6 separate regions of the Mus musculus genome follow, and regions 1, 2, 4, 5 and 6 are each linked to region 3. A link is a loop called in an ENCODE intact Hi-C map of the cell type or tissue named here. Cell type or tissue: left cerebral cortex. All regions are shown on one strand. Region 1 overlaps Aig1 (androgen-induced 1). Region 2 overlaps Aig1 (androgen-induced 1). Region 3 overlaps Adat2 (adenosine deaminase, tRNA-specific 2). Region 4 holds the start of Gm40603 (a long non-coding RNA gene). Region 5 has its middle 8.3 kb from the start of Gm40603. Region 6 has its middle 68 kb from the start of Gm40603.

What was found. Peaks named below come from ENCODE experiments on the same cell type or tissue, not always from the same donor. Only the 100,000 strongest peaks of a DNase experiment are listed, where the experiment ranks them.
Region 1: a loop joins it to region 3, with 2.9 times the contacts of the local background. A loop is called at or near these places in 2 of 42 quality-filtered maps.
Region 2: a loop joins it to region 3, with 2.9 times the contacts of the local background. A loop is called at or near these places in 12 of 42 quality-filtered maps.
Region 4: it touches region 3 in a loop (5-fold over the local background); 24 of 42 quality-filtered maps call a loop at or near these places.
Region 5: a loop joins it to region 3, with 4 times the contacts of the local background. A loop is called at or near these places in 24 of 42 quality-filtered maps.
Region 6: a loop joins it to region 3, with 8 times the contacts of the local background. A loop is called at or near these places in 21 of 42 quality-filtered maps.

What each region holds. Positions count from the first base shown.
Region 1 is chr10:13,842,153-13,847,152 of GRCm38, forward strand. The region is part of intron 1 of Aig1 (androgen-induced 1); the gene reads right to left. Among named protein-coding and RNA genes, the nearest start is that of Aig1, 24 kb to the right of the region's middle. In left cerebral cortex, no CTCF peak of the experiment used is centred here; DNase peaks (open chromatin) are centred at 848, 2,552 and 2,931; H3K27ac peaks cover 381 bases.
Region 2 is chr10:13,858,435-13,863,434 of GRCm38, forward strand. The region is part of intron 1 of Aig1 (androgen-induced 1); the gene reads right to left. Among named protein-coding and RNA genes, the nearest start is that of Aig1, 8.0 kb to the right of the region's middle. In left cerebral cortex, no CTCF peak of the experiment used is centred here; a DNase peak (open chromatin) is centred at 2,907; H3K4me3 peaks cover 488 bases; H3K27ac peaks cover 632 bases.
Region 3 is chr10:13,562,731-13,567,730 of GRCm38, forward strand. It overlaps Adat2 (adenosine deaminase, tRNA-specific 2), which reads left to right. Exons shown (of 6, transcript NM_025748.4): 6 at 85-646. The coding sequence ends at 128. Among named protein-coding and RNA genes, the nearest start is that of Pex3, 12 kb to the left of the region's middle. In left cerebral cortex, a CTCF peak has its summit at 2,103 (motif pointing right); DNase peaks (open chromatin) are centred at 1,460, 2,150 and 3,058; H3K4me3 peaks cover 520 bases.
Region 4 is chr10:14,318,985-14,323,984 of GRCm38, forward strand. Gm40603 (a long non-coding RNA gene) reads left to right here and starts at 3,447. Exons shown (of 2, transcript XR_871462.1): 1 at 3,447-3,582; 2 at 4,524-5,000. In left cerebral cortex, a CTCF peak has its summit at 2,716 (motif pointing left); a DNase peak (open chromatin) is centred at 2,729; H3K27ac peaks cover 170 bases.
Region 5 is chr10:14,311,607-14,316,606 of GRCm38, forward strand. No RefSeq gene overlaps it. Among named protein-coding and RNA genes, the nearest start is that of Gm40603, 8.3 kb to the right of the region's middle. In left cerebral cortex, no CTCF peak of the experiment used is centred here; DNase peaks (open chromatin) are centred at 2,659, 3,167 and 3,817; H3K27ac peaks cover 2,787 bases.
Region 6 is chr10:14,388,354-14,393,353 of GRCm38, forward strand. No RefSeq gene overlaps it. Among named protein-coding and RNA genes, the nearest start is that of Gm40603, 68 kb to the left of the region's middle. In left cerebral cortex, a CTCF peak has its summit at 3,077; DNase peaks (open chromatin) are centred at 2,294, 2,866 and 3,078; H3K27ac peaks cover 425 bases.

The DNA of each region.
Region 1 (5,000 bases), 280 kb after region 3:
TGACATCAGCCCGGGAACCATTTCAACACACAGCACAAAGATAACTCAGAGTGGGGCAGAGGCTACTATCTACTCCCTCAAAAACAACAGTGACGGAACCAATAAATATAACGAACGTAGCTCAGAACGTGGTGGCTGCCAATCATTTCTTCTTCAAAAATGAAAACAGGGGTTAAAAAAAGAAATTATACCCTTTCTCCTCAGATGCATGAGTGGCCAATTTGACATGAATTCTAGAGACTCTGCCAAACACTCTGATGCTCATTCATGGTCTACTACCATAGACAGCCATGTAATAAAGTGGAATTCCTTGATCTGGACAAGCCCTCTCTGACTGCTACAATATCACCTAATTGCTATCTATAGAAGGTTGTGTCCACCATCCTGCTAATTGGGTAGAATACATAGGAATTGCTAGAACAGCTGTCTGCCACAAAGGGTGCTCAGAGGGAAGCAGTAATAAAGGTCTCATTTCACAGGATTTTTTTATGGAATCCATCATATTTAAAAGATATCAGACTGAAATCATACAAGGCAAATTGTGCTTTACAATTGTACTTTCAGACAAAGTCACCATATTTGGACACTACACACAGGACTTTGTCAGAGAGTCCCGAAGCACACAGGACAAAATATTTACTCTTTCAAATCTCAACTAAGTACCCTGAAAATGCACCTTTGTGCTATTTTTTTCCATTAACCACGTGTTATTTATCTACATGCTGAGCTACTGTTTGTTAAAACTTAATTCCCATGCAGTTCTCTGCATCTGAAGAGCCAATGAACATTCTCTGGAGATGAGCTGGCAAACTGACTGAAGGGCTGCCAGGGCTATTTCTGGAGGTGATCGTCACTCTCAGGATTATCCTCTACGCGCCGTTTCTCTAGGGATGCCAGAACACACTTCAGGAGAACTCACTTGACCCCGAAGGTGCTCCTCTTACCACTTCTTGAAAACACCTGTCATACAGAACTCATCAAATGGCATGATAACACCTGCTGCTGTTCGTTTCATTTTTCACATTGTGAGAGCTTTGTGGGCTGAGACAAAAGTCCTTCATCTTTGCATCCACAGAGCCTGCCACGGTCCCTACTTATAAAAACACCATAGGATGATACAAATATGTCCCTTGCCTTCGCTGAGTTGACAGTGAGGCCGATGTATATAACACATTACAGTATGGTACATAGTAATGGAGGTAGTGGATGAGAACATGTTTCCCCTACAACATGTCCTATCTAAGCTGAGACTTGACAAATGACATGAGGAGAGTGAGAAATAAGGCTCAGCCTACTCTGGGAAAAGCAAAACAAGGAGCGGGGGGGGGGGGCAGAGTAAAGCAAGGGACAGGAATGGGAAGGAAGAGGCAGAGTAAAGCAAGGGACAGGAATGGGAAGGAAGCCATGTCCAGAGATGAGCCTGGAAACACCAGGAGGTGATACTGTGTCATCACGAGTTTATAAAGCCATAGCAAAGGTCTTTGTGCTAAAGGAAGAACTGGCCTATTGGTGAGCTAGACAGAGGAGCAGCCCACTGTAGAAACCCTACTGATCCTGGCCTAGAGGGTCCAAATATTGAAGACAGACGGGCCAGTTAGGAAGTAGTTCAAGCAAGCCAGGTACAGGGTTATGTGGGAAGAGAGAAAAGGTGACTGATACACAGAAGAGGAGGCAGGCTACAGAGATGTTAAGGATACTGAGGGAAAGCCTAAAGCAGTATGCTGACCATGGACATGGTTAGCAAGTGGACAAAGAAAACCCATGGCTAATCCTGATGGTCAGCCTGATTGGATTAGAAGGGATTAGATTATGGAAGCACACTTTAAGGATTAAAGTAGGCTTAGGAAGACCTGCCCTACGTGTGGGCAGCAGACGATGTAAAGGACAAAGGGCAGAAAAGCCCATGCCCACACTCCCCACTCCCTGCCCTCTCTCCTGACTCACTCCAATTGGCAAACTGCTGCAATGCTCTCTCCATCACGAGGACCTGAAACCTCTAACATCCTGAGCGAGCTAAATCATCAGTACCTTGAAGTTACTTCTCTCTGGTATTTGTCACAGACGCAGACAGGCGAGGAATACACAGGCCCGGTGGAAAAGGTGCCAATCGCCAAACATAAACAGCTCACTGGAGTTTCCTTATGATGTGTGTGTTCCCTTTTGAGTCTTCAGGGCCCTGAAATGAAGGGACGGACTCACTTGGATGCTTAGATAGTTCCAGACCAGACACCAAAATCCACAGAATGCTGACAATCAAGAAAGCCACATGAAACAGGAAATGTGAAGTGGACATCTGCATAAAGGGCATGAGGAGAGCCCTAAAAACAGCCAGAAGAAAACTTGTGGAACAGAAATACCAGGAGAGGAGAGATGCCAAGGTAGGCAGGGGACCTTCAGAGGACAGTTTAACAGCCACAAATGAAAAAAAGGGGGGCATTTTTTCCACTGGCTCTGGTAAGTAGAAGGGCTATACGCCTTGATATTGAGTGCAGGTTTAATAGGCCTTCAAGGCTAGGAGCCAGTGTGGGATGGGAATTGGAGCTGAGAGACTAAAGTCAGTGAGGAAAAACTTTATTCCTAAAGCATGATGGGAAATAAAAGATAGCAACTAGAGGCAACTCCAGAATATTTTACCCCTTAAAGAGTATATTTTCCAGTCATTTGAGTAGGACTCATTGCCTCCTGAAGGGATTTTCTTTATTTAAGTCAGCTCTACTGACTAGGAAATCAAAGATGTAGGAAGGATGTAAAAGACATGATCCATTTGTTTAGGAACGGTCATTTGCTCAGTATCAATGAACATGGATCAGATACTTAAAGCACGCACTGGTTTCTTCATTCAGCTAACTGTATGTGATACCTCGAGACACTCAGTGCACTTCTCGATATAGTAAGCTACACTCTGCCCACACACATCTGCTCCTTGTAAGGACATCCAAGGTTCCATCTGGACAAGACATTCAGCAACACCTCAAACAACAGAAAGGAGCTCACACCTCCTCCTCAAGGTGAAGGACACTTCCTGTCTTCAAGTTTCAAAATAGTTTCTCTGTTAATGGGCTGCTAAGGATGCCAGCAAAAAAGCAACATTTTGATTGCTAGTAAAGAGAAAGGACCCAAGGAGGAAAGTGGCTGCTGGAAAATGAGCAAGACCTCCACAAAGAAAAATCACAGAGTTTATGCATGCAAGGTTAGAGACCACCCACAGAGATGGAGGAATAGCCTACATTGCTGGGAAGAACAATGTTGGAAAATGTCCATTTTCCCTAAGTTATAGTTTAAGGTTTCTTTGTTATACCAATTAATAGCTTAAAGTCTTTATTTAAAATTTGGCAAGCTTATTCTAACATTAAATGGAAATGAAACAGGCCACAATAATGAAGATAATTGTAAATGAATTATTTGTAACATAAATATAAACAGCAAATTAATTGGCCGCTGTATTTCTTGACTTTAGGTTAATCCCTAATAAGACACAGATAAAGCAATATTTGTTTTAAACTGCACCTTAATAGCGAGCAGCTAAATGATCTACCTTTAGCCTGCTTGATAATCTGTCTCCCAGTTCCATCCCATGATACTTGCATGTTATTAATCTGGCTCTTTGGGCTTCAGATGTGTTTCCATGATCTCTCTCTCTCTCTCCCCCTCCCCCTCCCCCTCCCCCTCCCCCTCCCCCCCCTCTCTCTCTGGACCCCTTCCTCATGGCTCCAAATCCTCCATCTTCTGGCTGATCTGAATCTCCCTCTCTCCCTTTCCCTTTCCCTTTCCTCTGGTTGGCGGATGCCCCACTCTATTCTCTATTCTACACAGCCACTGGGTGATCAGCTATTGAAAAGGTGGAAGATAAATGCTAAGAGTTATTTAAACCAACCTGAGACAAGAAATTCTTGGTATAAGCACCGCAATGCTGTGTCCAGATTGAAACAAGATATGAGGGCAGAGAAATCTGCATTAGAATGGCACAGGGCAATCTTTACACAGTGTGCAAAAACATTATGCCTACAGATAATCTTTAAGAACAAAGTTGGAGGACTAACATGATGGAACGTCAAGCCTGAATTTACGGACATAGTTACTATAAAGTGTGGCATTTGTGCAAGGATAGGGAAATAGACGAGGGGATCAGAAGTCAGACGTTGATTCATAGTAAAGCTACTAGGGAACAATGGAGGCTCATGGGAGCATGGGAGAAAGCAATGACCCCAGACCCCCGTCACACCATACACAAAAACACTGCTTGAGGGACAGATATAAATGTAAGATGACAAAACTTCTGGAAGTCAGCATAGAGAAATTCCCTCATGGTCTTACATAAGATAAATACTACATTAAAGACCAAAAAAAAAAAAAAAAAAAAATTCCCCACAGCAATGAAGTAGATTGATAAATTTGGCTTCAACAAAGTAAAAAATTCAGCTGATCCAAAAAGAGCATAAATAGGGCCAGCGAGGGGGCTTGGTTGGCACAGCACCTCCTTTGCAACCATGGGGAACCGAGCTCCATCTCCAGAGAGTCTATAAGACAAGCCTGCTCTTGTCATTCACATTTGTAACCCCAGTACTTTGAGGCAGAGACAGGAGGACGACCTCCAGAGAGCCTAAGCTAATCAGCAAGCCCCAGGGCAAAGAGAGACTCTGCCTCACAAACAACATGGTGGCACCTGGGGAATGACCGGGAGGTTAACCTCAGCCTACACATCCATGAGTACACATGTGCACACATATGCCTACATGGGCACACATATGTGCACGTGCATGCACGCATGCATACGCGTACACACACACACACACACAAAGACAGCACACATATAGAGTGTAAGTCACAGATGTGGAGAAGTAGACTACTCTATGTATCTGAAAAGGGTTCCTACCCTTTATTTAAAAGTAGTTTTTCACAATCCAGAAACTAAAAGTGAGACAACTTAACTTTCTTTTAATGGACAAAAAGTTCAACAGGCATTTCACAGCACAGGCTACTCAAGTGGCCATGAAACAAAT
Region 2 (5,000 bases), 300 kb after region 3:
CAGAATCAATGAAGACAGGTCTGTAGGGCATTTTCTTGATTAATGATGTATGTGGGTGGGTCCAGCTCACTGTGGGCAGCACAACCCCTGGATCTTGGACAGTATAAGAGACAAGGCTAAGCAAGCCACAAGGAGCAAGCCAGTAAGCACCATCCCTCCATGGCTTCTGCTTCAATTCTTGCCTCTAGGCTCCTACCTTATGTTCCTTCCCTGACCTCTCTCAGTGACTGACCATGACCTGAGAGTTGTAAAATTTTTTCTAAAAATTTTTTTTAAATTTCCTTCTTGAGTTGTTCATGGTGCTTTAGCACAGCAATAGAAACCCTAAATGAGACAATATCCAATTTTTAACAACTCTGTGGATGTGTGTGGTAGAAGAATGTGAGCAATAAAGGAGTCAGTACCTTTAAAGCTGGATCAAGAGAAATTATGTCCCCAAAAGGAAAAGGGGGGAAAGGCAACCCATCCAACTGTGACTGACTGTGACGCAGTAACCAAAAAGCCAGAGTCACAGAGAGAGAGATGAATGAAGAGCTACAGAAAGAATATCTGAAGAAAACAATGGTTGATATTCTCCCCAGCACTGGGGAGGCAGAGGCAGGTGGATCGCTGTGAGTTCCAGGTGAACCTGGCCTATAGAGTGAGTTCCAGGACAGCCAGGGTTGCCTACATTACAAGAGCCTGCTCTCCCCAAATATCTGAAACTGAGTGAAAAGAATAAAACTAACAAACCAACCAAATCCCAACAATTCCAACTGCTGCACCATCCAGAAATTATCTCCTGCATATTCACGAGAAAGAAATGAAAGTGCACGGTCACAGAAAAGATGCCTGATCATGAATATCCATTGCATCCCTGCTTATAATAGCCCAGGGTAGAAACAATCTTGATGCCCTTTAATGTGTGCATGGTTAAATAAGCTTGGCACATCCATTAGCATAAAATATTAACAATTTGTATGAACATCCAGAGACTTATCCTGAATTAAATAAGTCAATTCCAAACAGCCAAATATGCATGGTTCTACTAAAATAACATTGTTAAAATGATTTTTAAGTATCATGGCAAAAGGGAGCCAATTAAGATTGCCAGCGGTCAGGGATGAAGTGGTAGAAAAGGTTACATTAGGGATTCCTGTGAGGATGGACAGGTCCACACCTGAAACGCTTCAGGCCCAGTCTCTTGGATGCAAGATGAGGAAAACGGTGAAGCCTGCCATGAACGATTCCTCGATATTCCTTGCAATCGCTGATAAGCAGATCGAAAAGAAGAGACCTCCATATACTGAAACGGACATAGCTGGGGCTCCCACCCTGCCAGAGTCTCTGCACCAACGTGTAGCCATTCACAAAAACACACTGGTGACCTTCTTGCACAGTTAAATGGATGTTGATGGTGACCAAACGATACCACTTGAAGTACACACCTTCTATAAAGGAAAATTCATGTTCTCACAAAAATTGGAACACAAATGTTGACGGCAGTACTTTTCACTATCACTACAAATGTGAAAAGCTCAAACAAAAATCCCATGTGTTAAAAAAAAAAAAGAAAGAAAGAAAAGAAAAGAAAAGAAAAGAAAAGAAAAGAAAAGAAAAAAAGGACACCTGAGAATGGAAGCATGGTGGCCTGAATTCAATCCCTGAGACCCACCCACATACAGGCAGAGCAAGAGAATACCACAGAATTGTCCCACTAACCACTGCATGTGTGTAATAGTATATGCACAAACCACACACACACACACACAGAGAGAGAGAGAGAGAGAGAGAGAGAGAGAATAAAAATAGATTAAACAAAATGGACAAATTGTGGTACATTTAAGCAACAGTGAATGCATCATTGATACAAGGCAGCATTCATGAATTTGAAATCCATTATGGTAAATGAATTTTAAAAAATAGATTCAAAAGCATACAGCAGCCTTTCTATTCTGTTTCTAGGAAAAGGTAAGACTGCAGAAAAAGAACAACAAGGCCATTTGTAAAACACATCTGTGGTTGACAGGTCAAGGGAGTGCTTGACTGTGGAGAGGCAAAAATGCCAAGTTATGTTTTAGATAGTCATGATAATAATTACCAAGTGCTATGCATATGTCTAAACCCAGAAAAATCACACCAAAAAGTATTAAATGTGTGGAAATTAAAAATAAATTTAAAGAAAATATGCACAGATACTGATCTGATGTTTGTAATAATATGTGTATGACTGACAGAATCAAAGTTAAAGTACTACTAACACTGGTATCTGAGTAATATTTGGAATTTGAAAATAAGTTATAAGTAAAATGCTCCTTTTGTAAATCTGGTACAAATATATGGTACCTGTCTATGCATGCAGGCACACATGGATCTGGAGTCTAACATTTTGTATATTCCTATCAGTACACAAACGTCCAAAATATGCAACATCTTGGAACAGTAAGATGTAAAGAAATTAGGGAAAACGAAGATGGGAAGGACCCCTTCTTCCCTATGGTTCCCTGTATTTCACAAATATTTCCCTTTCAACTTTTTTAAAAACATCAAAAAATAATAATTTATGGTCACAAATGTATAAGATTTTATAATGCCTACATATTGCCTTTGAAGTTAACATTTTCTATGATGTAAAAGTGTCTGTGATATAACAGAGAGAAAAGGGCTGGCATGCTCCACCCCCCGCCCACCCCTACCCCACTCACCCCCACAGAATTTGTTCTGCTCCACAATGGAGCTTGTCACAGGGTGTGTCACTTTCAAACAGAGCCGTCTCGCTACCCTGGGATTCACTACACTGCAGGAGAGAAATGAGCCCTGTAACCGTCTCCCACAGGCCGCACAGAGAAAGGCTTGCTGTTACAGAACTCCAGGCAGCCAGATTTTTCCGAGCTTGGTTGGAGCACAAGAACATCTGATTCAATGTGGAAAATTGTACTACTGTTCACGCCTCCACAGAAGCATGTGATATCTCAGGGCAACACAGAAAAACAGATGAAAAGCCTCAAAAGCAGTTACCAGTTTTACTGAATGTTATACCAGGCGCGGGAGGAATGGCAGGGGTGGGTGGGGAAAGCTGTGACCTCAGCCTTTGGTCACATGACTTTCCATGAGCTCAACATCATTCTCAGCTAGGAGAGGGAATGGGTGAAGAAATAAGTCACCAGTTCCCCTCCTGTGACTCCCGTGACCAAAGTACGCTTCTGTTCTACACCTGACCCAAACAAAGCCTGGGGTGGGGGTGGGGTGGGGGGTGAAACAGACAGGGAGACAGACCAAGGCAGCGAGAGACACTCACAGACAGAAAGACAGAGGCAGAGAGAGAGGAGAGGGGAGGGGAGGGGAGGGAAGGGGAGGAGAGAAGAGGTCAATGCAAGGCAAGGCAAAGGATTCCTCTCCTGGATTTTTACACACATTTGAGTGCCCTGCAGAAAACCATGCAGTTACATGCTCTGTTTAATATCCAAGAGAATTAAAGACAAAGAAACACCTAACTTTGTTCCGCAAGTAGTGATGCACCAGTGGCCTCCACATGGCACCTGTGGCTTTGGCTGGCTAAGGAACACACCATGGTTACGAAACAAACACAGAATGCCAAGACATTTCATTTCCTTTTAGATGATACCATGGGCTGCGGTCAAGTAGGCACCTGATAAGTATGTACGCGAACATACGACTAACAAAAATGTGAAACGCAGTGCGCTTAAGGAGTTCCTTTCCTTTCCATATATACATACATACATATCCAAGAACACTGGATCAATCATCTCCTGTTGTTTGAACAGACCACGCAAGATCTTCCATATTGGAGCGTTTATTACTCTGTCCCTTCTTATGGTTTTTCTTAAATTCTTTTCGTGACAGATAATAAAAGAGACGATGATAACAACAAAATAATCGGACTCAGTCCCTTCACTCATATAAAATATAAGACCTTGCCCTGGTCCCTCATAAAATTATGAAGCATCCAGCCAAAGAATGTTTAATTAGCCAGACATAGTGACACGTGCTTTTAATTCCAGTACTGAGAAGAAAGGGGTTGGGGGATGGGAGTGGGGGTGGGGGTGGGAGGGGCAGGGGGGCAGACTTCTTGAGCTCAAAGGCAGCCAGGCTACACCGTGAGACTTTGTCTCAAAAACAAAGCAAACAAACAAAAGAATGTTTAATTATAATATTAAAAAGAGGTTGTCTATCATGCTACTAGTGTGCTAAATATGATGATATAAGTATCAGACTTGACAAGTAAGTACCCAAGAAAGGAGACTGCTCCCTGGCACGATGTTACACATTGACTATTCCATCTCTAGGAACAGTAAGACAATGTAATTGTTTTGTGTGTCTTGGCTGCCCTGAAGATTATCTCAATATGTTCTTCAGAGGGAATAAGTAGCCTACCACTTGATGTATGGTACCTATCTTTTCGCTTCTGTTTTCAAACTGTAACGTTTTACATGTTTTAACTATGTCATTGTTTAAGGCACCTTAAGCACAGTTTGGAAGTATGCAGAATTACTATCTCAGAATTACTATCTGCAGGCATTCCACATTAAATTACAGTCCGCAGCATCATTTATCAAATTAGAATATAGACACACATCATCTGATGATCTTCTTAAGATGCTAATTCTGGCTGCAAAGGTGTTGAGGCTTGGATGTCCCATTGGCTCACATGTTTGCACACTGGGTCCCCACCAGTTGGTCATGTTTTGGAAGGATGTTAAAGGAAACTTTAAGAGATGGGGCCTCCTTAGAGGAAATGTGTGCATAGTGGTAAGCCTTGAAGTTTTGCTCTCTGCTTCATGTGCCTACTGACATTTCTCCCCCTTCATGATGTTCTGTATCCCCACAAACTGGGAGTCAAATTAAACTGTTAGTCCTTCCAAGTCCTTTGTTGGAGGTATTTTGTCACAGCAAGGGAAAAAATTACTGGGCTACCAAGAGAAAATCTGTATAGTTAAGTTCTAGTGCAGCACTAAGCATGCCGGTCCTCACTCACACTTTGAGCAAGGGGGTGAAAGACA
Region 3 (5,000 bases):
TGTCTCACCGAAACACGACTCGCTGTGACGGAAGCTTCCTATCCCTTGCTTTTCACTTAGCTGACTTTTTTTTTTTCCTTTCAGCGCCAAAATCAAAAGTTCGGAAAAAGGATTGTCAGAAATCCTGATTCTGTAATGATCAACGTCTAGTACAGTTTGGAGACCTGGACAGAATTCCTGACCGAGAGCCGCTGACGTCGCTGGTCACGTTTATATGTTATTACTGTGTGTAAAAATGGTGTCGCTCGTCATTTGCTCTGTTAAAGGAACAAATTAGCCCTTTTAAAAATGTCTGGCAATGTAAACAACCGTGAGCTCTTCCACCAAGCTGAAAGACTATTTCCAGGAAGGGGCGGGATTAAGGTTGAGGTCCCAGAGATCCGCAAGCAGCGCCGCCCTTCACCCACAGCCTCAGTTAGCTCTGGCTTAATGAAGCTTTTTGTGGCTGTGAAGAGGGCCAAGTGGTGAAATGCTTGCCATGCAACCATGAGGATTGGGTCCCCATCAGTGCCAGGTGGGTGGTTTGGTGGCCTGCCTGTGATTCCAGTGCTTGGAAAACAGAGATGGGCTTCCGAGATCCCAAAGCAAGCTCTGGGGTCAAATGAGAGATATTGCCTCGATAATTCATGTGAAGAGAGATCTAGGAGGAACCTGGTGTCATCCTTAGGCGTCACGTGTTCATACGTCAACCCAGATGCAGGCACATCACACGTGACACCGTGACACACCTACACATGCCAAACAAAAAGGGACAAATCTCTGGAAGATTGATCAAGATCAAAACAGGAAGTAGAAGAAAGAGAGAAAGCTTTGACATTTTACTGAGTGCATTCAGACCAGGTCCTGCACCGGACTCCACAGCACAGGCACCTCCTCGGGCTTGTCCTGACTTGTATTGACTTTGTATATGAATGACCAGGCATGTCCAGGGTTCATGTGGGTGTGAGGCAGAGGCGACTCTCAGGTGCTGTTCCTTAGATGCAGGGCCACCACTCCTTCCTTCCTGCCTTTTTTTTTTTGAAAGAGAAGATTTCTTGAAATTTACCATTCAGCTAGGTAGGCTGTCCAGGAATGCCCGGGCTCCACCTGTGGCCTCTAGTACAGGAATTACAGGCATGCACCACCATGCTCCCTCCCTCCCTCCCTCCCTCCCTCCCTCCCTCCCTCTTCTCTTTGAAATGTGAATTTTGGAGCTTGAACTCAGGTCCTCCTGCACTTGACTGACTGAGATAGCTCCCCAGCCCTAGAACAATTTTAAAGAGTATCTAGATAAAACAGATGCTTATAAAGCAAGTGTTTGAGTCGTTTTTAGAAATATCATAGCATATTGCTACAATAAAGTTTTATTCATTGCCCTCTTTCAAGAGGAATAGACTTTAAATAGTGAGTGCTGGACAGATGGCTCAGGAGTTAAAAATAAATACTGCTTTTCCAGAGGATACAAGTTTGGTTGCCAGTATCACCTCTGGGCAATTTACAATCTCTAATTCCAGTTCCAGGGGAACCAGTACCCTCTTCTGGTTTCTGTGGGTACCAACACTTACATGTGCACACAATTCTACTACAGACACACACACACATAAAAGTTCTCAAGGAGAAAATTGAAAGTGGAGTAGTTCCTTACCATGGAGCAACTACTCCTTTAACGTCCATTTCTTCCCTTACTCTCAGAACAAAGACCTTATATTCTTCAGAGCGAGAAATGAAAATAGTCCGTTATATAATTTGCTGGAGGATGACACTTACTGCTGGACATAATGGTGCACACTGCAGCCCCACTACTGGGGAAGTCGAGGCAAACGAATCATGAACTCAAGGCCTGGGCTATGTAGGGACCACCAGCCCTCCCCCTCACCCCCTCCCCTGCCAACGCCCCAGTTAGAACCAGTTGCTGGTCGGAATAAGAATGCAGGAATGATGGTTACAAGATTGCATAAAATGATCCATTGAATCCGAAATAACAAAGCTATTACTCTTTTCAAATGCGGATGATGAAGCTTAAATTGAGTATCTAAAAATTTGACCTCTCAACAAAATCTCTGATAAGGGTCACTGGAGCAAGGTGCGGCTTTTCCGCGCCGTCCTGGGCGCAGTGTGCCTCTCTGCCCAGAAGGGGGCCTCGCTGTTCCACCACAAGGCCAGTGCCAGCGCAGCCTCAGTTTCTTCAGCGCGTTCAAGTCCTTGATGCAAAGCGGCTGTGTTTGTTGACTCTGCCATTTGAGCGCTGTCTCCGACTTGTTTGTTTTGAATTACATTACAGGCTGGAATGTGATTGTGGCGGTAGTATTTTTAAATTGCCCGGGGGAGCAGCTAATCACAGTTACATGCTTCAGAGGATTTATAATTGCGTGGTTTTGTGCGCGCGTGTGTTTTTAACAGCATTTCAGAAGTTTTATGAGCGAAGAGTACGCAGGATTTTAAATTTACAATAATGGTCTGTGCACCTTCTCTTCGGTTTTAGCTACTTTAAAGACTCTCTTCTCATTAAGTTTTAGTGCCTTGACTAGTGTGTTCCTTTCTGCAGTTGGTCATAATTCATTCCTGGCTCCCGTGCTCTCCTGCAGGCAGACATCATTATATGTACTGACTTCATATCATTTGGGGGGAATTATTTGTGCTCGAAACAACCTGAGATCTTATCTTTGTAGAGTACCATCAGATTATTCTGGCTCATGATAAACCTTTAAGAGTAAATTTAGCTTGAATTTAGGGAGAAAATAATAATAATAATAATAATAATAATAATAATAATAATAATAATAATAATAAAGGTAAAAGCATAGAGCCAGAAACATGTGGCCGTTATTTCATCCGAGAGACAAGAACTGCTCAGGAAGCAGAGAGGTAACCAGAAAATAAGGCAGTGTACGTGTTTTCCCTTTCTGGTTTTAACAGATGGCTAAGTAGCATTTCCTAGTTCCTAAGCAGGGCTGAATGGTTTCCTTTCCATTTACCACCTTTAAAATTCTCTTTCCAGTCACTGACAAAAGAGCTTTTGCACACAGGCATAGTTTCCTGTGGAAAAATCGCTGTGGGTCGATTGCTGTAGTTAGGGATTAGTGCTGCCACCTCAAGATCACAATGGATGTCATAGACACCAAATGTGCAGAATTCAAAAGCCACGTCCACATGTCGGTGAGGAGCTATAGATATGTACATAGCAAAACTGTGTGTGTTCAGTGTCTTCCAGTAGGCTCTGCTGTAGTGTCGAACACGGAGGCCCACCTCAAAAGCTTGCTTGAAGGGACCAAAAAAGAATCGTACTTCGTGCATGAGATAGTTAGGAAGGCATAGAACATAGACAGCCTGTAGAGCCATGTGCCCTGCTAAAGAGAAATTGGGGAGAAACTGTCACATCTAAGCTGCTGGAGTATCCCAGATTACTGGGTCCAATCAGCGATGAAAAGTCATGTCAAGATATCTTTGCACTTCCCGACTTGTACACTTGAAATATGAAGAAAACAGCCAGCGACCCAGATGTAGGCAAGATGGCTTGTTTTTCTAAGGACCCTCCTTCCCTATTTGTAGCCCAGGCTGGCTTCAGACTTACTATACAGCTGAGAGTGGCCTTCAATTTCTGACCCTCCTGCCTGTCTAGTGTGCAGGCATTATAGGTGATTGCTACTTTTGCTGGGTTTGTCGATGCTGGGGAATCAGTCTCCAGGCTTCATAAAATGCTAGGCAAGCACCAGGCAATTGAGCTACATCATAGCCCTTTCTTCAGTTTTTTTGTTTTAAAGTTACGCCATACGTTCTCCGGGTCCTTTACCCGGAAGCACTTCGGTATTTATGCATAGAGTGCTGCCTCTCCGCATCGACACTCCCACTCTGTAACTATTGATTTGCTTTAAAGGCAAGGCGCATTGGTGTTCCCGTTCAGCCAGTTGGCTCAGATAACCCTGGGGAGAATTCCCTCCTGTGAAGCTAGCTCCACCCTAGGGCTATGCTCCGACCTAGACCGTTTCGGCCACCTTTCTTGAGAGCTCTCCCACCCAGCCACACCCCCCTCCACGGACAGTTTTTCATACCTGTCTTGCCCCTATCACCACTGCTGCCTTCTAGTTAGTGCGCTCTTCTTCAGGGTAACAGAGCGGTCTTTTTGTTTGCTGCTTACTCATCTAGAGGCAGACAAAGGCCAGCAGACTCTACAGGTGACATAAAGTTTGCGCACTTGGTTAAAATGTCTGATTTAGTCACTGTGGACTTGGCTTTCTCTCTCTCTCTCTCTCTTTCTCTCTCTCTCTCTCTCTCTCTCTCTCTCTCTCTCTCTCTCTCTCTCTCTCTCTCTCTCTCTCTCTCTCTCTCTCTCTCTCTCCGTAGCAGTGAGTGATCAGTCTGTGGGGGAAGAAATTGACTTTTTTTTTAAAATAAGAAAGACCATTTGACACTGATGGAAGGGAGGGAAGGAAGATTCATTATATAAATTCAAAGCAGCTGTTAAATTATTTGATTTCATTTTTCCTCTGTATTATGTGTTCCAGAATTCATAACTTTTGGTAAGAATATTTTAAACAGCACAGTCAATAAAAAAAATGAAAAGATCTAAAACTAAGTACTTTCATTCTTGACATCCTTCTCAGAAAAAAAAAATCATGTAAATTTCATTATAACTAATAGCGTGGTGGAAAAATGGTCCAAGCTATTTCTGACATCACAAGCGCCCTGTGGTAATAATAGGACTTTGAACTCAATGCTGATGATTATTGCCCACAAAATACAAGGCATTGTGGTGGTGGTGGGGGGGGGGGGGGGCACAGACACACGTTTCCATGGAGACAGCTTGACTTTAAAATGTTTTAGGCACCACCCCTTGAGTGTAGGTAAAAACAAAAGCTAAGACTAATTTTTTTTTTCATTTTTTTTAAAAGTAGTGATGCTTCTGTGTTTTGAAAGCTCCGGTGAAGCCAAAGCTGGCACTGCCAGGGTGCTCCACAGCCGCTGACCTCCAGTAGGCTTGAGGAGAGGAGACATCGGCAATTGATTTCCCTGGCTTTTGGCAA
Region 4 (5,000 bases), 760 kb after region 3:
CAAGAACAGCATCCTAGGACTGAGAAATGCCCAGACTTTAGTGATGCCCATCTTTGTAGGTTTGTGGGGATGTTTCCAGAAAGGAGTGGGGGAACATAAACCCACCTTGAAGGTGAGTGGATGTAGTGGAATTGTCCCCTAATTAATTGATTGGATAATAAAGATGACAAGAAGCCAATCTCTGGGCAAGGAGAAGGCAGACAGTCTGTGTCCAAGAGGGACATAGAAAGAGAGGGGGAACTTTCTCTAGCTCCTCCATTGGGGGGCCCCAGTGGAGGAGCTAGAGAAAGTAACCAAGGAGCTAAAGGGATCTGCAACCCTATAGGTGGAACAACAATATGAACTACCCAATACCCACCCCCCCCCCCAGAGCTCGTGTCTCTAGCTGCATATGTATCAGAAGATGGCCTAGTCGGCCATCAGTGGAAAGAGAGGCCCATTGGTCGTGCAAACTTTATCTGCCTCAGTACAGGAGAACGCCAGGGCCAAGAAGTGGGAGTGGGTGGGTGGGGGAGCGGGTGGCGGACTTTTGGGATAGCATTGGAAATGTAAATGAAATAAATACCCAATTAAAAAAACAAACAAAAAATGAAAGAAAGAGAGGGGGAGGAGAGAGGGAGGGGGATGGGGGGAGGAAGAAGACGAACGGGATCCAAGAGGCTTGAAATTGGCACAGATAGCTATGGATATTATAGAAGAGCAATAGAATAATACAAGACACATTTGTCCAATCTAGGGGGTAGCTTATATTAGTATCAATTGAGTTTTGAGTTCTTTGTGTGGGCATTTTGAGGGCTGAGAATTTAAAGTTCTATAAATGTGACTGATAAATTACAAGCCTGTGGAGCCTTAATTATAAGAGGCTAGTGGTTTAGGGCTAGCCTCAGGGGCTAGCAGCGGGGAGATGGCCTGGGAAGGTATGAGTGGTTCAGGGGCAAGTGAACCTTAGGAAACTGGGCGGACTGCCACTTGGGGATGGCCATGGGGGCGGGGAGACCACTGTTTCCGGTGAGTAGCTGGTGATAGTGTCGATTGTTTTTTTAATAATTACATACTGCAAGTCCATGGTCTGGAGCTGTGAACTGAATACAGATGGAAAAGGAGAAAGCCAGCTGAGCGTTCAGATTTCTGCCTCTTGGACTGCCGAGATCAGAGAAACTAGATGTGACAAGGTCCCACTGACAGGAAGCCATACTTTGCATTCCCCAGATCACCACTGTGTCTTTCATGGATAGACTGTATCTCCTCAAGCCATGAACCCAAATAGCCCTTTCTCCCTTAAGTTACCACTTGCCAGGCATTTGGTCCAAGTCATTTGAAAGATAAGTATTAAGTTAGCAAGTGCTCAGAGCCAAAAGTTTTGGCCTCCATAGTTAGGGAATGTTTCTAGTTGGCAGGAAGGCTGTATCAGAAGGTTTATCAGGCATGGCTTATCTAGAAAACAGAGTGTCATATTTCATTACATATTGCTGCTAAGGAGCATGCTCAAATTCAGATGTCTATTTCTACACTTATAGATTTTGATTTAGAAATAGAGACTCAAGGCCCAGAACTTGGTGTGTTTCACCAGTACCGATAATTCTGAAGCAGGTGGTTGTCTTAAACAGATCCAGTCTAGAAATTGAGTTGATTCTTGCTTCTCCTCCCTGGCTCAGACCCTTCAGCTTAGACCCATTTACATTTTTTTCATCTGCTCCTATTTTGATGAAGCCAGTTTTAGAATAATAATTTACTTCTAGCATGTACTTACTGTTATTCAAAATAGTATCATTTGGCAAAGTGGAAATGATTTTGGGAAGATGGAACATAAAAAGCTTTTGAAAAGACAACCAGATCGTCCGATGGACTATTAAGCAGCAAGAATAGATGCGGCTGAGGCAACGGAGGATTGTAGCAAATGGTCTCTGTGAGGAAGTGACTAATGGGGGCTTGGGGAGCCAAGGGGAAAGGAGACAGCATTGTGCCCCAGTCAGGAGTTAGATCAAGTGTTTACTCTGCTCAAAAGCCTTGTGACACAGGGGCAGCCAGGTGCCTGGATCATGGCCCTTCGAACCACAGGCCTTTATTCACTTAAGTAGAATCCAGGCCAGGTGGCTTCTGGTTTCCAAGCTGGGAAAGGGCATCCAGGAAAAAAGTTGTCTGGAGTTACAGGAAATCTGCAAGCCTTGGTATTGGCATGTTTGGTCAGAAAAGCTGAGCGACAGATATGTGTTCCTCATTATTAGAGAGACATGGGGTGTTTAGTGATCTAGGATGGGTTCCATCAGGAAAAGCCTTGGGTCAGCACATGGGATGCGACCAAAAATCTGAAAGAGCGGCATACAGGTCAAGAGAAATGTTGGCTCCCTTCTTTTCCACAGCGATGATTTTAGTAGAACAAACAAATAAGCAGATATACATAAATTGGCAGTTGGATAAAACATGCCAAGAAACATAAAGACCAGGAGCAGAGGCACAGGAATATTGTCTGTAGTCTGTTCTCGCTGTATTTGAATGCAGACATTCACACTGTGTCGTAAGTACTAATTTTTTTAAAAATTTTTTTCTTTTAGTACTAATTCTTATTAGCAGAATTAAGAAAAAATTAGGAGGGGGCAAGCAGTTTCAGTCAGCCCTTTGAAATACAACTTGCAAAGGAAAATCTCGAGATACTTTTGGTAAATCTAGATTTACCTTTGGTATCCTGCCTTGGTCTCCACTGTCTCTCGATTTCCCTCTGGCGGTCACTGCCGGCACTACACTGATATATTTTCCCCAGGTCTCTGCAAAAAGTCCATCTAGGGCTCTTGGAAGAAAGACTGCCTTGGGTGTTATTTCCTGAATAAGCCAGTTGTTTTCAAGTACTCTTAGCAATGGCCCCTTTACTCAAATAGTATCTCACCCAGAAGCCTAGTTCATAAAACAGAGAGGGAGGAGGAAAGATATGTGCACCTGGCCTCCATCTGGAAGCAGTTCTGTGAGACAAAGCTGAGTAAACCACTGGGTTGGACTAACAATACTAATAGACTAGCGTTAGACATTTTCACGGACATGTTTTCGTTTCAGAAGAGCTGTCTTGACAGTAGTCTCCCTTCATCAGCGCTCTTTAGGTTGAAATTAGCAAAAACCAAACTCCAGCTAGTCAGAGAAGATAGAACTCTTCTGATTGCAGATCCTGGCAGGGAAAAGGTGTGTTCTGAAGTAGAATACGTGTAAAGACTTAAACAAGGAACGTCATTCTGCCTTTGGCCAACTTTCTGTCCTTCCCCACTACTCATCCCAATCTAAGGAAAAGAACAGAAGGTGGCTCTGTCCAGTCCCTACATGTGATCCTGCGTGACAGTCTCACTGAGTTCTGTAAGGAATGAGGGCATCCGTAGTTCTTCCTGTAAAAGAAAATTCAACTACCTTTTGTGTTTTAATTATTGGAAGGAATAGATAATATCAAGTCAAAACAGAGGTGACTGGGGATCTCGACTGTTTTATCTTCAGCTTCATTTCTGGGTTCTTGGTTCTCTCTTCTTTATAATCTCTGTTTTGTCTTTAGGGTGACTTCACATATGCTAGGATGGCTGCGGGGGACCTTGAGGATGGATGCTTGCGGTTCGTATCACCCAGCAGAAGTCTGGAGCTGGGGCTTCCCTTTAACTGGTCTGTTCAGGAGCACACATATGTCTGAGGTGACCCTGCTGTGAAAGACTGGAGAATGACTGGCCTACACAGAGGGTTCGGTGGATGTGTTGCCCATGAGCTGGAAGGAGGAAAGCAAGAAATGGGGAGTGAGTGCTTTTTGCTGTAGTGAGAAAGCCAACTTCACAAAAAAAAAAAAAATTGGAGCAGTCTGGGCTTGTGAGAAAAGAAATATTAGAAAATGTGTATTTATGAGGATTTTTTAAGTCCCATTTTGTTAGCAAGAAGCACAGAGTCTGGCGATGATTCATGATAATATCCCATATGCTATTATATATCCCATAATATCCCAGTATAAGTATGTATAGCTAGAAAACAAATAAAGTAACCACAAAACCCCAAAGCAAGTAAACAAATCCTCAAATATTCCAGCCTAGACAGGATTCCAACCTGGTCATTAACTTCACAATGACTTCATATGTGACCCAATGCAGTCAACACTGCATAATACCAGCCATTCTTAGTGCCCTTTTCAGACACATTCTGAATCAAGCCCTACCCTTTCTCTCAGAGCCTAATAAGAACCACACCTTGAGCGCTTCAAATAAGAAAGAGTTTTAGGCATAGGTTACATTCCTTGTTCTTGAGGAGGGTCCCTATGTGTAAACTAAACGTGCAGACTGCTGGGTTGACCAAGCTGGGAACCTGGAGAGCAAATTTTACTGAATTTTCATCCTAGCTCAGAGCCGAGTGCATTACCAAAGGGAAGAGGAAAGATACTCAATGCACAGTATTATCAAGGCTCCCAAGGATTCTAAAGGGATATCTAAATTGGCTAAGTAGCAAGAGAGACTTGCCAGACAAATGGCAGCTCTCAGACTTTATGTCTTTCTCTCTCTCTCTCTTTTTTTTAGGGAATGAGAGCTTTTGGAATTCCCCAGAGGAAGCAGCTGCCTTCTTCCAAGCCCCAGGAAGCAGCTCAGTGCATGGGAGGCTTCCTTGGGGTTCTCCCTCCATCCTTGGTGGCAGGATTTGCCCTTCAGGTTCATCCATTTCCTGGGGATTATCTCTGCATAATTACTCTGTGATCCAAATAGTTGATTAGAGACACTCCAGTCCTCTCTTTGTCAACATGGTACGCTTGTGGCTGCCAAACATGACAGCTTTTTTAAATTATTAAAATGTTTGCAGTGGTAGCATTTAAAATGAATTTCAGGGCAGTGATAGTCACATTGTGAGAAAGTCATATGTGTCTATGTGAGAAAGTATTCCCCCTTGTGATTTCCCCTTTGTCCCAAAGATTCGTTCAAAGCACATCTAACTGTAGAACTGCACCAAAGTTTGCAGAAGTTTCTTGACCTTATCTCTGTGGACTGATGAGAGTATGGTTT
Region 5 (5,000 bases), 750 kb after region 3:
AATAACCAAGTAGAACACAAAGACTATGAAATTAAACAAATATTTATTTGATCTAATATTTACTAATTTAAAACATGTTTTAGATTACTAAATATTTTAAAGGTCAGTTGAAGCTACATGTTGTTTCTATGAACACCTCATTGCAACCAAAATTTTTTATTAAGGATAATTTCTTTAAATGCATTGAGAATATACTTTATTAACACAGAGATGACAAGAAATTTTAAAATACAAAAAATCACCACTCTAACTTTCCCAACAGTTTAAATTTAATTGAACAAAATCACCAGGTTTATTTTTTACTTCCCTAACAGGCCATAAAGCAAATGAATACGTATACAGTTCTTATATCAATTTAAAAAACAATTATAAGCCCAATTTTATGGTCCCAGTCATCCTTAGAGCAGTCATTGCTGATGACTTGAAAGTCACATCAGCCACAATGACAAGACAGCTTCCAAGCTGCATAGCAAAGGGATAGGATTGCGGTGGACCTATTCTTATCCATTTGCCAACTGCATACTTTTTAACCACAGACCTACTCTTGCGGCACTGGTGTGGACTGCTTAACAGCTGTATGGACATTCATTTATGACAGGCAGCAGACTTCCTCACGTTCCTGTTGAATCAAAGGCCAAGGGGGACAAACATTTCTTTGACTCTTCTCAGTGGATTGACCTGAGGAGAACAGTATGTGATGTTGCTATTGCATTTCTTGCTGTCAGGGACTGTGGACCATGTTGGGAGATTCCACCATTCTGAGACTGAAAAGTTTAAAGCTAGAGGTGCCTGGTGGGAGTCATTCTGGAAACCTTAAAACCCACACTTAGAAAATGCTAGGATGTGCAAATCCATACTGATTTGGACACTATACTAATGTGTCTAAGTCAATGGATAATGTGTATAAGTCCATAGTATTCTATTTAAATGCCATGGCAGAAAGTTATTGTTTAGTTTTATTAATTTCTCCCCAATTGTCCAACATTGTAGCTTTTGATGCTAATTTTTGCACTCACATTGTTTTGACTGCTTTAGATTTCATATTTATTATTAACAGTTATAAACTTAGGTAAAGATTCCATCTCATTATTCTGATGACTTGGAATAAAACCCCATAAACCTAGTCTGTCTTGTGTCTAATATCTGCCTACTATTGTACTTATTCTTGTGTATTTATATTTAATTTCCATTTGCTTTAGATGTTAGGAGCACCATTTTATATGTATATATATATATATATATATATATATATATATATATATATATATATATATGTATATATATGCCCTGGATATGTGTTCTTCAAGAAAAGCCTTCTTTATTATTTTATTAACTATTATATTTGTTTTTTCTTGTATTATATTGTTTTATGCGGACTTGACTTTTCTTGATTGTTATCTCTTGTTTTATTAAAACTTTAAGTTTTGATTTATTCCTGGTTGTTACTTTTTTTTCTGGAACAGCTACAGCTTTATGATTCATTCCCCATTCTCCTTTCGGTCTCATGTTAGCTCAGGGAATCTGAGTCACTCTCAATACTCTCTCTCTCTCAGCACTACCTGACGTTGTCACCTGACACTGTAACCTGAGATGCAAAAGCGGATACCCCAGAGAACTAATTCACTCTGCTTATTGTCAGTTCTACTCCTTAATTATTCCCTTTGCATATTAATTAGAGTTATTAATTAGATTTTTTCCTTCTTTCTGGCTGGTCTGGAAATTGTTATATAAATCAGGCAGGACTTGAACCCACAAAGATCCTCCTACCTCTGCTTCACGTTCTAGGACTGAAGAAATGTGCCACCATGCACACCTTTTTCTTGCGGTTTTAAATTTTAAATTTCTTCCTCTTAATAAATTCTCCCTTTGCCACTTTGTGCTGCCCCCCTCCCCCACCACCACCATGGTGGCCGAATAGTCATGCTTCCTTTAATGCCACTAAGAAAATGACTCTATTTTTTTCTAACATTATGTTCCAAAGGCTAATTTTTCTGTGAATTGTTGGAACTACATTTATATTTACATCCACTGATGAATCAGAAACCAATCTCCAGCAATCAGAAATGAAATGATGCCCCAGGACCATTATTTAGTGTTATGGAGAACTCCTGTTAAAGAAACCAGAGGAAGACTCCAAGATAGCTGGGTCCAAATTGGTTCTCATTCATTGTATCTTCCCTGGATCTTTCGTCTTGCATAGATAAATATGTTCTGCCTAAACCTAAGGTTTTATGTACTCATCTTCGTAGATATCTGTAGTCCTAAGTAGCAAAACCTTAAAAATTGGCAGTTTCTTTTATCAACTATGGAAAACAGATTTTACTTGGTAAAAATATTTGAAAATACAATGGAAAGGTGTCAGACAGGGATAAGTTGTCAATAGAAAGGCGTGAGACTGAGGAAACGAGTTAGGTAACCGTTCAAGAAGACCTTCATCCTCAAATTCCTTAGCCGCCCTCCGTGCTATAACTTACAGTAGATCCCTTCCCAGAACTCCAGCCTGGTGAGTTCCAGGCACGTAGAACAGCTTGTGCTTCTGACTAGTGCTCTCTGAAAAGTGCTGTTTGTTTGAGCTGGATGATGTCATTTCCTGGAGAATTCAGGGAGTCATCGTCTTCAAATTCTTGTTCCAACATTTTTCCAAATGAGCAAGGATTTTCGGCATCATCCTTTAATTTGGGGCTAGCACGACTAAAACATTTGTCATAGCAAAGCCCAACAAACCACAGAGCTCAATGCCAGCCTCCCAGTTTTCAGAACCCAGGAGAAACTTACATCACGTGGTGCTTCTGTAACTGGAAGGGCTGTGAGATGAATTTCAGGTGAGCTTCACATCAAAATGAAGTTAGGTGGCCATTTCATCAACATATTTGGTTTAAAGGCAAATTGGTGAGATCAATTGCCTTTATCAAGATGCCCGATGATGCTTTGTTTGGCTTCCATACTAGGGGAAGTCAGAAACCTGGGAAAACAGACATTGAATTTCAGAGTCTTAAATCCCATCCTGCTTTCCCTGCTTAGCTTGTCCTCTGTCTGCCGTGAGAGACTCTCAGCTTGCAAACTGCAATTCCTGCAGCAGAGTGGGTGTTTATGGGGAGGGTGAACCAAGAGCAGCTCGGAGGAGGAGGTCTGGAAGAAGAATAGGATGTGAATTTCAGAGCTGCGAAATGACTGTCTCCACCCACTTCAGAGAAGGAAGTGGTTTTAGTGACAAACATCTCAGGTGTGGGAAGAGCTGTGATGCCTTTCATTCTGTAGTGTAAGAAGAAAGGCCTCCTCACCATTCAGCTGCTCGAGCTCCCCCACTCTCTCCTCCTTCCTGCCTCCTCTCCTGTTCTATAAGCTCAGTTCTTTAGAAGCAAATCTTGCTGCTGCAGCATTTAATGATGTGCCATTGCTTGGCAATAGTTGGGATCAAAAAAAGAAAAAAAAACCCCAGCTCATCAGCAATTTAGATATTAATCATAGGTTCTGAACTTTAAATAGATGCCTGAACTCTGAAAATAATCTTCGTTAAATGAATACAATGTACTCAAGGAGTTGCAGTTGCAGTTGCAGTTTAAATGTTATCTTGTTCATTTGGCTTCAGTATGTTCTTTGGGGGCGCTTTGCATTTTGGTACTTGGGGTAAACTGGGATTCAAACAGTACTCATTACGCAATGTCTGTGGATTTCAGAAAAATGGACATCTCTGGAGTTGCTCCCCAGCTCCGATTCACCCGCGTTGATGAAGCACTGCTAAACCTGGTGGCTCAGAACTTTATTTAGTGTTAGGTAGGACTCTTATTCAAGAGACCAGAAGGAAGACTGCAAGGTACTTGGCTAGAAATGCAGTTAAAAGACTTTTCCAGAGAGTTGGGTGGGTGGAGGGTGGGGTAGACACTCAGCATTTCTTATGGTTGCTAAGTTACATAAGAAGCAAGATCACAATCAGAATGCTGCCTTGGCAAACGCAGAGCTCAGTTTAAAAGGAGGGTAAGTACGATCGATCCTATAAAGCATTTTTGATAAGAGATGCACAGGCTTGTTTATAAGATGATGCCTTAGGGTTACAAGAGCCAAGAGTCCCCTCATCTACTTGACCAGAGCTCGTGCTCAAAAGTCCAGATACAGCCTTTCTCCCCAAGCTGATGCAGATAGTCTATGGGCAGTACCTTTTATTTCTAAACTTTCAAGTTCTACAGATTTGATATAGCAATCCCAGAAGCTCACTGTCTAGGCTCTAGAGCTACTCCTCCTCGGCTTCTGTAGGACTGACATTGAATGGGATTCCTTTCCATTGGGGCTGTTCTGTACATTGTAGAATGCTTAGCAGCATCCTTGGTGCTCGTAAGCAGGTATCAGGGTAAGGCAAGAACCTGCTGGGATTCCGGGTTCTTGCGTCCCTGAATAAGAAATTAGGCCAGAAACTTAGGATACCCAATATACAAGATACAATTTGCAAAACACATGAAACTCAAGAAGAATGAAGACCAAAGTGTGGACACTTTTGCCCCTTCTTAGAATTGGGAACAAAACACCCATGGAAGGAGTTACAGAGACAAAGTTTGGAGCTGAGACAAAAGGATGGACCATCTAGAGACTGCCATACCCAGAGATCCATCCCATAATCAGCCTCTAAACACTGACACCATTGCATATACTAGCAAGATTTTGCTGAAAGGACCCTGATATAGCTGTCTCTTGTGAGGCTATACCGGGGCCTAGCAAACACAGAAGTGGATGCTCACAGTCAGCTATTGGATGGATCACAGGGCCCCCAATGGAGGAGCTAGAGAAAGCACCCAAGGAGCTAAAGGGGTCTGCAACCCTATAGGTGGAACAACAATATGAACTAACCAGTACCCCCGGAGTTCGTGTCTCTAGCTGCATAAGTATCAGAAGATGGCCTAGTCGGCCATAATTGGAAAGAGAGGCCCCTTGGTCTTACAAACTATATGCCTCAGTACAGGGGAACGCCAGGGCCAAGAAGTGGGAGTGGGTGGGTAAGGGAGTGGAGA
Region 6 (5,000 bases), 830 kb after region 3:
ATAAATGAGGGTTCTATGACCCCTTCCTTGTGTTCATTAATTTGCTGTGAGTTCTCAGAATTCAGGAAACAGTCTACTTACATTTTTCATTGTTTTGTAAAGGAGACAGATGAAGAGCCTGAGGCAGAATTCTGTAAGGTGAAGCATGGCTTTATGTAAGTACATGGCTTTTCTTTGCCGTTTCTCAGTACGCCACTCTTGTAGAACCTGCATGTGCTAGAGAGCCTACAAGTACCTACACCCCTTCTTTGGAGAATTTTTATGTAGGTTCCATTATATAGGCATGATGAATTAACTAGGCATTGACCCCTGAATTAATCTCCAGCCCCTTTCCCTTCTCAGAAATTGAGGGTATGGACAGAGCCGAAGATGCCAAACCTCTGATGCCATGGTTGGGTCATCTGGCAACCAACCATTCTATGGCCTGAAGCTACCTAGAGGCATTGAGCCTCCAGTCAGCTCATTACCATAGGAGAAGAGACTCCAATCCCCACTGCAGAGATCCCAGAGTCTTTGAAGCTCTTGTGCCAGGAAATGAAGACTAATGCCAAATGTTATAACAAAAGGTGCTCCCAGACTACTGTTATCCAGGACAGTGTGCAATGATTTTATAATTAGTTTAGAAATGATTACCAGGAACTAGAAGCAAAGACTAAACACACACACACACACACACACACAAACACACAAACACACACACAAGCATAGTGCTAATTTGTTCATCTATTTTTCCCAAAAAAGTCTCATATAGAGCTAGAATAGAACAATCAAAGCCAAAGGTACTTTGGTGGCAAGGACATGTAATTCCAGCTACTTGGGAGACTGAAGAAATGGGACTGCAATTCTGAGGACAGCCTGGCCTATATGGTGGATTTGAAACCATTCTGAATAACTTAAGAGAACCTTATTTCTAAATCAATACTAAATGGAGATCATTTAATTGGAGGTGGTAGTGAGTGCTTACCTAGCCTCTACCAAGCCCCTGGTCTCAATTTCCAACATCATCAAAAACATTTTAAATTTATTATATATTTTATTATTTAAAACAAAATTTAAATTTAAATATGTCTTTGGATTATATTCTTCCCCTCGCCCAAGTTTTTCCATATCATCCCCCTCTATCCACCCAACTTTCAATTCTTTCTCAACTAAAATACAATAAACAATCCCCCAACCAAGCAAACAAAATAAAACAGCACCAAAAAAAAAAAAAAGAAAAGAAAAGAAAAACTAAACCAAACCAAAACAAACAGCAACAACAACAAAACCCCCAGCAAACTGCAACCAAATAAAAGCACATTGAAAGACAAACAGACAGACAAACAAACCCAACAAAATAAAAAACTATGGCAGGACCAGGTTGCATTTGGCTTAGTTGTTGGCTGAGGGGGTCCCAGGGAGACTCCCAAACAACTGAGGCTGATGCACAAACAGAGGGCTGCTCTCTGCAAACTGACAGCAGGGCCCCAGTGCTGAGCACAACAGCAGCACTGAACATTCACACAGCTCAGTGAACACGGAGCGGTCGAGCTGGTTCCTCCATGGAACCTTCTCCCTGACTTTCTAGTCTCTTTGTTGTGGGAGGGTACTCTTCAGGTTACTGAAAGAGAAATATGGACACCAACCCAACCGGAAAACCTTTGACCTATAATCTGTCCTGCCTGCAAAATGTGCTGGAGCAAGGGTGGCCCAGAACTCCTGGGAGTGGCCATCTAACGTCTGATTTAGTTTGAGGCCCACTCCACTAGAGGGTCCCCGTGAAGGACACTGGTCAGGAATTGGAGACTGGATAGTCCAGAGACCTAGGGTAGAACCCAACTTGACTTGCCAAAACCAAAACCAAAACCAAACGAAATAAAAATAAACAATAAAACGAAAAGAAACAAAACTCAAGAAATGTTTCCTTTTAAGATTCTGCTGTGCTCATAGGTCTATGCCGTTTCTAGGCATCATGAGAGAGGCATCCACTGGCAGCGGGTGGGAGTGGATGCAGACACAGTATGTGGAGAGAGAATCTAAATTGGGGGTCTCCATCATGTCCCACCCCTCAGAGCTCAGGGAAGCCAGTGGAAGAAGTAGAGGCAAGATTGTAAGAGTCAGAGGGTCTGAATTCAGGACACCAGGAGAATGTGGTCCACAGAATCAGCTAAGCAGGGCTCAGAGAGACTGAAGTGGCAAGCTTGGGGCCTGTGTGGCTCTGCACCAGATCCTCTGTGTATGCGATGGAGCTGTTAGCTTGTTTTTATGAGACCCCTAACTGTGGGAGCAGGTGTATCTCTTGACGTTTTTGCTTACTTTTGGGACCTTCCTATTGGGTTGCTTTGTTCAGCCTCACTGTGAGGCCTTTTGCCTTGTCTGAGGTAGTTTGTTTTGTTATATTTGGTCATTGTCTCTTAGAGGCCTGGTCTTTTCTGAAGGGATCAAGAAAGGGAGTAGGTCCTTGATGGGTGAAGGGAGGGGAAACTGTTTTGTTGGGATCTATTGTATGAGATAAGAATCTATTTCAATTTAAAAAAAGAAAAGGAAAAAGAAAGGAGTTTTAGCCGTATTTTGTTTCTCTTCCTTTCAGTACAACATTTTCTCTCAGAAATGTGATTTTAAGCAAGTAGGGAAGGGCAAAATGAAATTTAAAGAGAAGGTTGGACATTTCTCTTTTCTTCATTTACCATGCGCGTTCACCAAAAGCACGGAGCAAACATTTCGGCTGTTTGATCAAAGATTTCAAGGCTGACCCCACGCAAGAGCTGAGCAGTGCAGTATCTAGCATCACCAACCTTGCAGGATTGATGCAGAACGCTGTGGTCTAGGGCTGTTAGTCTATTGTTAATAGGACAGTGCCATCTGCTGGTGATGTAAATATTTACAGTCGCCTGCCTGAAATTGATATCCTTGAGGTGATGAATCCTGTTTGTTATAGTATTACTTTAACAGTACTTAGAGAATCAAAGTGAGGGATAGTATCATTTCATTGTCTTATAAAAGAAATCCTCTTACTATTCCGTGAGAAATGACAAGGTCCGTGCCCTCACCAGAGACAGCCCAACCATCCAGAGAGTGCCTGGTCTTTAGATGGTTTGCCTTCAGGCTGAAGGAGCTGAAGGAGGGAGCAGGGCGTCACCCAGTGGACTCATATAGCCATGGCAGGAATGGAAGGATGCAGTCCGTGTTTCACAGTGAGCTCCCCAAACCTTTGAAGAAACAAACCCAGGTGTCTCTAGCTATCTAGACTGCTGTCCTTTTAAAGCAATATCTTCTCTACCAGACGTTTCCCATTGATTAAGGATTGGAAGACAGGTTGCTGACAAGCGAGGCTTCTCCGGATTTTATCCGCTGTCGTTTCTGGGGCAAAGTACCACTGAAGAAGGGACTTTGCCACTGTGGTTAAACCAAACCGTTGGAGATGAAGGCTATCCTAGACCAGTGGTTCTCAACCTTCCTAAGGCTGTGACACTTTAACACACGTCCTCATGTTGTGGTGACCCTCCCAACCATAGAACTATTTGTGTTGCTACTTCATAATTGTAATTTTATGACTCTTGTGAATCATAATGCAAATATCTGTTTTCTAATGGTCTTAAGCGACCCTTATGAAATGGTCATTCGACCTTCAAAGGGGTTCACTGCCTATAGGTTGAGAACTACTTAACTATAACACTAGCATAAGCACTTGGCGTGAAGTGCAGGGCTTTTGGTTTTTTTGCAGCACTCAAATGGAAGATAGGGTTTTGATCATCCTTACCAAGGGCTGTATTCCAAGTTACAGAAGTTGTTTTGTGCTGGACATATTATTACTGTTTTTATTATCCTAAGACAAGACTATCAAATCATATGCTATTTATAGAATGGTAGAGTAGAGAGTGTACATGGGTAAATGAGGTTTTTTCAATAATTTTAGACACTAAGGACATGACAATGTGATGAAAGCAAAGGTCACACGGGGTGTGAGGGAATGCCAGGAAATGAGGCAGACATATAGGCAGGGAGGGGGACACAGTGACAGCCAGTGTGACTTAAGCAGGTGTTAAGAAAGGAAGAGAGAAAGGTCATGCTAGTGTCAGAAACTGTAGACTACAAAAAGGACAAAGTGAAAATCTTAGGAGAAGTCCTATGTGCAAAGCTGAGCCCAATAAGGCAACCTTGCATCTGGAACATGCCGTGGAAGCCTGGGTGACATATTGCCGAGCCTCTTGTCTTGAACTTTCTATAGCAAAAGGGAATAACGACAAGTCTCATGAAAAGTTTCCCTGTTTAAGTTCTCCTCTTCATCTGCAAATGTCTGTCATTTGTTTAAAAAGTCACCTCAAGTGGGCGACACACAGTTGAAATCCCTCCCTGGAGGGTTTTACGTCGTTTGGTTTTCTGTGATGCTGGCTCTCACTGTACAGTTCAGGCAGCCTTTGACCTTGTGCAATTCCTGTTTCTGCCTCCTGTGGGTCAAGACTGTACCAACCGTGGTTGGCAAAGACCTGAAGCTTCCTTGTATTTGTATAGGGACTCCGAGGGCTTACACTGAAATCTCTAGTGTATTTATTGTTTTGTTTAGGGATAATTACCTCTATAAACACTACTATTAAGTAAAGAGTGATGGGACTAAGTCTTGGAGAGCTGAGCATAGTTCATGTACAGCCATAGACCCAAAGCATTATTATGTATTTGAAAACTATGGTGGGTGGTGGTGGAAGGAGCTTCCTTTAGCTGCTGGAGTGTACTTAGCACGGTAACAGACACACCTTCACTGCCCTCAGCCTCCGGTAGAAGCATGCAAGGTTAGGCAGAGCATCTACCTGGACATTGTCTGCTCCCATCTTTGAAAAGCTGAGAGCAGAGCAAGGGAGCTTTGAATAAAAGTAGTCCCCGTAGGCTCATAGGGAGTGGCAGTATTTAGAGTGGGTGTGGCCTTGTTAGAGTGGGTGTGGCCTTGTTAGAGTGGGTATGGCCTTGTTGGAGGAAGTATATCACTGAGCTGGGTTGTGAGGATGATCAAGTCAGGCCTAGTGGCT